2 separate regions of the Homo sapiens genome follow, and region 1 is linked to region 2. A link is a contact called in ENCODE Hi-C or POLR2A ChIA-PET data. All regions are on one chromosome and are shown on one strand. The core of a region is the stretch at or near the end of the contact, and the rest is flanking DNA. Distances in the headings are between cores, read along the strand shown.

Evidence for each region. A loop is a pair of places that touch in the nucleus more often than their neighbours do. ChIA-PET counts read pairs that join two places held with the same protein, here RNA polymerase II (POLR2A). Pooled maps may share reads with other maps.
Region 1: a map of ascending aorta shows a loop between it and region 2 (2.4-fold over the local background). The contact joins two enhancer-like sites. A Hi-C loop is called at or near these places in 1 of 168 maps with a recorded cell type or tissue (ascending aorta) and 3 of 50 pooled maps. POLR2A ChIA-PET finds 5 or more read pairs at or near these places in 1 of 52 experiments (Panc1).

The regions. Positions count from the first base shown.
Region 1 is chr14:100,104,489-100,107,821 of GRCh38, forward strand. All of the region lies in intron 3 of EVL (Enah/Vasp-like), which reads left to right. Among named protein-coding and RNA genes, the nearest start is that of MIR151B, 3.4 kb to the right of the region's middle. Within about 2 kb of position 1,328, at least 12 of the 41 ENCODE cell types and tissues checked have a DNase peak (open chromatin) inside an H3K27ac peak, as active enhancers do.
Region 2 is chr14:99,728,833-99,732,580 of GRCh38, forward strand. No RefSeq gene overlaps it. Among named protein-coding and RNA genes, the nearest start is that of CYP46A1, 46 kb to the left of the region's middle. RefSeq lists a silencer at 1,289-1,408 and an enhancer at 2,730-3,589. Within about 2 kb of position 1,304, at least 10 of the 41 ENCODE cell types and tissues checked have a DNase peak (open chromatin) inside an H3K27ac peak, as active enhancers do.

The DNA.
Region 1 (3,333 bases), core at 78-2,577, 380 kb after region 2:
GGCCACTTGGTTTATTTGAGACAATTCTAAGGAATAAGGAGCTCTCCACACTAGTGTGAGGGCCCCAGGGCAAAAGATGTTTTTCTGCTCCTCAGAAAGTTCTCAGAGAACTTGGCAAGGTTTTTATAAACCCTGCAAAGCTCCCGTTATGATGGGGATGAGGTAGTTCTGCATTAAAAATAGTCATAACAGTTACCAGTCCTCATAATAATTTTTATTGGAACTATCAGAAGTCTGAGTGCCTATTTGAGAAAGAGTTTCCTTGGATGAATCACTGCAGGAACATGAGAAAGAAACATGGCACTGTGAGATCAAATGTGTAGATAAATAATCCCCCGCTGAGCTGCAGTCACAAGTGAATTTAAAGATAGGAAGGGTTTTAGGGGTATATAATCCAGTTTCTCCTCTCTTTACTTTTTTTTTTTTTTTTTTTTTTTTTTAACTTTTGGAGCTACTCCTGTAGCTGAAGGAGAAGAAGGGATGGGAGCTGGCCTCACAGAGGGCTTTGTAGAGCCACGGGGCCCCAGGGTCAGACCTTGTGCCGGTCATGCCAACATCCAGGGCCACCTCCTTGCTGCTCCATCTACTGCCTCCTGTTGGGCAGCTGCAGCCAGTGCCCTTGGCCCTGCATGTTTACTCAATCATGCTACTTAGCATGTTTTATTCAGGACACCTCTTTGGTACCAGCATCCCTACTAGCACGCTAGTCCTGTTGGGAGCAGGACCTGTGTTGTCTCAGTCATCCCTGCCTCTCTAGAACAAGTACAGAGGCGACACACCACGGGGACTCAGGATATGTGTGATAACTGCATGAGCCTTTTCACCTTTTGAATCTCAGCAACCCTCTAAGAACAGGGACCCCAATTCTAGCCTTCCAGACTGAGACTCAGGAGGCCTGGCTCTTGCCCTAGTCCCACCATCTGCTGACTGTGTGACTTCATCAGGTCTAGTGACATTTTCGAGCCTCAGTATCCTCATTTGGAAGACAGAGTACTGATTGTCCTCCACAGTCTTTTGCCAGGCAAGGCGCCCTTCAGGGTGCCGGGTAAGCTGTCATCTGCTTGGTAAGAGGTCATGGTGTTGAGGTAACCAAGAGACCTGGGTGCTAGACCTGGCTGTGCTCTTTCTTTGCATGTGCCTTGGGCAACTCATTTCCCTTTCTTGGACCTTGGTTTCTTCGTCTGTGAAATGTAGGTGGTTATCCGTGGCATGTCTGTCTCGCAGCATGAGAGTCCAAGGGGACGATGGCTGTAGAAGTATTTGAGACAGACAGCCTAGCACAAGCAGGAAGGGCTGTGATGGTGACTAGCAGTAAGTAGTAGTGGTTGTAGCAGCAGCAGCCGCTTGGCCACATCCCAACTGAATAGGGAACATGCCTCCCCTGCCACAGTGTCTGAAACTCTGCAGAAAGTTTGACTGTCCATGAGCTTCCTTGAGTCGGGGGAGAACCTGCCCTGCAAGCCGGGAGGAGGCTCTTGCCCCCACTCAGCCTTTGCCTCGCATGTGGCTTTAGTTACGTTTTGTCTTCTTTGTAGGTGTTGATGTTCTAGACTCTGAAATGGCAGTGTCAGACCAGACAAGAAGCTCTCACCAGAGACAAAGTGGAAACGGAGAGCTGTTGGCGATTTAGGGGACAGCGGGGACAGGTGCACATTGCAATGTGCAGGATCATCCTGCGCAGTGAAGTCTTGTCTTGCGTGTCCCACCAAAACATGCAGTTGAAAAACTCAAGCCAGAGCTTGCTCTGTTTTAAGAAAAAGCACTTATTTTTTTAACCAGGTTTAGTATGTGCTGAATTTTCTAGGAATTTGACTACTGCATCCGTCAAAAGAAAATCATACTTAATTTTGTTTGTAACTTTACCAAGAGTTGTTTTCTGTTTCGTAAAGTCCTATCTCCAGCATCGTCACTGTGACGTTTCAGTCATCCATAGACCTCCCCTTCGTCACATCCCATTTGCAGCAGCAGCACTCCCAGTGGGTCTGTGGGTAGGTGCAAGCGTGGACCGCCTCCGTCTCCTAGTGTAGCTGGGTCTGGCCCTTTATGTGTTGTAATGCACATTTTATTATAGACTGCTTCTCTTTTCTCTCTCCTTTGCAGTACATGTAAGGCATTATATCCGAATTTAGGTAGGTAGGTTATGTAATCTATGAATTTCACTTCAGGATAATGCAAGGATCATTACAAAACATTATAATAAAAAGAGGACCATCGGGCCTGAGAGGGTTGAAGTTTTGTGAAACTCGGGCTGGTTCCTTCCTGCATTGCATCTGTGTCTTGCCTGGTTGTCGCTTAACAGTGCCATGGAGATAGCACAGTGTCTGTCTCATTTCACAGCCAGGAAAACTGAGCCCCAGAGGGAGGAAGTTTGTACTTGGCCCAAACCACTTCCTGATATGACCCAGTCAGGAAGAGAAGCCAGGATGAGAACATGCTCCTCTTCTCCTCCAGTGCCTGGAAGTGTGGTGGGAGCAGCTTGGTCTAGCAGGAAGAGTGCATGTCCTGGAGCCGGGCTACGTTGGGTCTGTGTGACCCTGAGCAAGTCACCTCCTCCATCAGCAGGTGGAATGACACCACAGGCCCGTGGCAGTTCACATGACACGAAGATGCCCGGTGCCTGGTATGTGGCCTTCAGGGCCGTGCCCCATGCTGCTCCTCTTTTTGTCCCCACATCCAGCAGTTTTCCATTAAACCACTGTAGGTCCTCTCAGAACTTACTAGAGTCATCGTGTCATCGTCTCCCATTACTCCAGGAGAGCAGGGCCCTGGTGGCACTTGAGGCAAGACCCCAAGCTGATGGCACTCGACCACATAGTGGGAGTGAATTTTAAAGAAAATCCCCCTCAAAGCCTCTGCTGGTGTAGAAGGCAGATAGTCTAGGCCGGGGTAGGGCCAGTGAGTGGGAGCCAGGGAAGGAGGCTTGGGTGTCATGAGACTGGGTTTACATTTACAGATGACAAAACCAAGACCCAGTGAGGGGGAGGATGTGTGCAGGCCACAGGACAAGTCTGAGCAGAACCATGGCCACGCCCAACGTTCCTCCACTAGCATTCCCTCATGAAAGATCACTTTTTCCAGGCCAAGGACCAGAAAAGGACCAGGCTTTAGGAAGAGGGCCGAGGTGCATGGAAAGCAGTGCTGGTGAGGAGAGGGTTGAGTAACTGGATTTTGACTGTTTCTTCGCATTTGGTTCTCACTAATGAAATCTTGTCAGACGTGCCCCTGCTGCTGGATTGGGTGGGGGTGGGACAGAAGCATGTGTGGTCAAAGGCAAGTTTATTTGCAGTTTGGGGGTTGAATGCAGTGGATTTCAAACTGGATATTTTGAGGAGT
Region 2 (3,748 bases), core at 54-2,553:
CTGCCCACGCTTCCCACAGTCCATGCCCTCTGCCTCCTGCTGTGGCTGGGCCTAGTCCCCACAGTACAGCACCTCCTTCACAGTCCATCTAAAAGGGCCACAGGCCACCAAGCCTCAGTACTGCAGCAATGCAACCCAGCATTGTCTGGAGGGGCCTGGAGGGATCGGCTCCCTCCAGAGACTTCAAGTTCCCGGCTTGACCATCCCCTGATTTGGCAAATATCTGTCTGTTGCTGAGCCTGAGCCTTCACACCATGATTTCTTCAAATCCTGCCAGGAAACAGGAGCCAACTATGCCCCATTTCACAGATGGGGAAGTCCAGGCCAGAGCCACAGCTGGGCCATAGTGGAGTCAGCACTTGAACCCATGGCCCTTTGCATCCAGTGGCCTTCCACAGGCTCAGCATGCCCTATCCCTGCAGGCCTGGGCTTGTCTTCTGCACGCCCCAGGAATCCCAGATGGCTGGGAAGTGCAGAGCCAGAACCCCCCAGCCCCACTGTCACTGCCGGTGGGGCCATCCTGCCCTTCCTTTCTGAGCCACTTCCTCTTCCATAGACTGGGCTTTCTGTGAGGGGCAGGTGGCTCTCAGTCCATGCTGCATGGGGAAGCCACCTGGGCCAGGTGAATCAGCCTCTGGGGTGGGGCCCAGAAACTCTTCTTTTTCTTTTTTCTTTTTTGAGATGTAGTTTTACTCTTGTTGCCCAGGCTGGAGTGCAGTGGCACAATCTCTGCTCACTGCAACCTCCGCCTCCTGGGTTCCTCAGCCTCTGGAGTAGCTGGGATTACAGGCATGTGCCATGACGCCCAGCTAATTTTTGTATTTAATATATTTTTTTAGTAGAGACGGGGTTTTACCATGTTGGCCAGGCTGGTCTCGAACTCCTGACCTCAGATGATCCACCCTCCTAGGCCTCCCAAAGTGTTGGGATTACAGGCGTGAGCCACCGCGCCTGGCCCAACTGTTTTCTTTTTAAGTCTCCCAGTAGATCCCAATGTGCATGGGCCGGTGCCGCCAGTCCAGGTGAAGCTGACCCCCGGGACCCAGGCAAGATGGATAGGATTAAACCCAAGGCTGTGCAGCAAGGCTACCTGGGGTCAAATCCTGCCCCCACCTGCCTGGGCCTCAGTTTCCCCATCTGTAAGGGAGGACAAATAATAGGACCCACTTCCTAGGGTTGGAGGGGAATTAGTGTCCACACGAGGGTCGGGCTCTGGCACTGTGAGTCTGGTCATTGTCACCTGCAGGGAAGGGAGGGCTTTTCTGCAGGCAAGGCGGCGCAGTCCCCGGAAGACCCGCACGGTGGCGCGCTGGCGCAGAGCTCGGGCTCGCCCTCCCGCCCAGGCCGAGCGGGCGGCGCCGGCCCCAGGCGCGGAGGGTCCCGAGGCGCGGAGTGGGTGGGCCGAGGGGACGCCAGCCCCGCTCCCGGAAGCGGGGTCAGCGGGGAGGCCGGGGGTCGGCAGTGGCAAGCTCTGGCCACGGCGTAGGGGTGGGATAGCCACCCCCATTTCACAGATGGGGCTCCCGAGGCGCGGTGAGGTCTGGCAGCTGCTGGGGGCGCAGGCACGGCCCCCCGGGCGGGTGTAGCGGTCGCTTGGCGGGTGGGTCCGCAGGCCTCGCCGGGAGCCGGGCCTGGGTCTGGGGCGCTGGCAGGCCGGCCGGGAGGCGCGCCGGGCGGGAACGCGCAGCTCTGGCGGGAAGTGCGTGGGGTCGGGGGGCTCGGGCGGGGTGCAGGCTGCTGCTGCCACCGGGGAGGCCCGGGGGATGCCCTCACTAAGCGGCTCCAGAGACTGCGGGCCCCGCCCTGCCCTGCCACTCCCTCTCTTGTGACCTCGGCCAGTGGCAGCCTTTTCTGAGCCTGTCCCCTTCTCTGTAAACCTGGACGTGTTTGATCTACGCTCGCGTCCCGGCAGGAGGCTTCCAGCCTGCACATTCCTGGGGGCCCGCCTTCCCCAGGCACTAGCTTACCCAGGGCTGAGCTGCTGAACTCTGAAAACCTTTGGAAACCTCCCTGCCCTCTGCCCTAGCGACCTGCGGCTGGAGACCCTGAGCTGGCCCAGCCCTCTAGGGTGCCTAGGAGCCTAGGCTGGGTTGGGGGTGGCTTCAGGAACCTTGGGCTGCCGGGTGTGGGGTGAGAGCCTTGGCCCAGCTATGGCCAGGTGGGAGGTTTTCTTCCTCTGTGCTCTGGGTGCTGGGGCTGGAGGCGGTGGCTCTGCTGGGCTTCAGTGACAGCCAATGTGGGTAGACAGAGGACCATGCCCTGTGTCCCAGCAATTAGCTGCCCACCTGGGAAGGTTCTGGATGGGACTTGGCAGAAGCCTGAGCCGGCCCCTCCTGGCAGTCCTGGCTGAGCGGGCACCGAGCGCCTTATGCTGGTCCAGTCAGTTGGAGTGACTAAATTCACATCTGCCCAGACCTCACCCTGGGCTCCGGACCTCACCCCGGGCTCCAGCCTCACCCCGGGCTCCAGCCTCAGGCATCTCTGGATGTCCAAAAATAACCCCCACCCCCACCCGCACCCTCCCCGGCAGTCACTGGGGGTATTTCTGGCAGACGGAAGGGGACTCACAGTGGGAGGGAGGGTCATTTCTCTGAATCCAGGGCCAGGGGTGGGGAGGGACAGAGTCAAGGCCCTGCCTTGGCTTGGAGCTTTAAAAACACTCATTTCTTCTGGAACGCAGCCTCTCCCCAGTAAATCCTTCTCACCAGAGAAAACCATAGTCACCTACCTGGTGCTCACTTCTTGGGCAGCCCCTGCGGGGACCAGACCCCGGGTGGCCAGGCAGAGGGGTCCCCCCCACCCTGCGGGAGGCAGCCTGCTAATTCTGGGTGCCAAGGGTAAGGCTGCAGGTCCCTGTGCAGGACACCTGCTAGCTGCATCCCGTTTGGAGCCTGCCCTGGATGGGGCTCCATGGGCCCAGGGCGAGGCCAGGCAGAGACCGGCATGAGCAGCAGCCCGCACAGGAGCACCCTGGGCCCAGGGCAAGAGCCCATCGGCCAGTGGCAGACACTGGGTGAGGATCCCCGATGATTCGAGTCACACTGTGCTGGCCATGAGCGTCAACTGTTGGGCGCGCTGTACGGCCAACCCTGAGCCAGCTTTCCTGTACCTCCAGGCCCCTGTGCTACAGACGAGGCTCCGAGAGGTGGCGGCCTGCCCCATCTCAGGGCCAGAGGGCAGAGGGTGCGGTGGGCTGTCCCTGGGGCCCTTGCCCCTGCTGTTGAGCCCAGGAGCCTGAACCTGGGAGGCCTCCCCATCACCTCCCTGCCCCCTCCCAAATGACAGTGGCTCCTTGGCCGCCACCCCAGAGGTGAGGGGATAGCCCAAGGAAGCCAGGAGCTGCCCACACCCTCAGCCCAGGAACACCCGGTGCAGCTGCATGCGCCTCGCGGGCTTCTTTCCTGGCTGGGAGCCTGGACGCTGGGAGGGTTGCCCAAGGCCACCCAGGCAGCGGTCAGTCAGGGGTGCCTGGGCTGGACAGGGGGCCCTGGGTGTTTGGAACCAGCTCGCAGAGCTTTGCTGGAGCAGGTGCACGTGTGTGCGTGCATGTGAGCCCCACGTGCAGATGTGTGTCTCTGCGTGTCTCTCCGTACCTCTTCGTGTTCCTGTTCCCTTGTCTCCGGGTATCTGTCTGGCCCCCAGTGTGTGAGGCTGTGCGGATGAGTCTCCACATCCGTGTGTGTCTCATGCTCTGTGTGGAGCTGGTGTGTCAGGCCTGACCTGGACTACAAGGAGGTGTCTCTTTGAA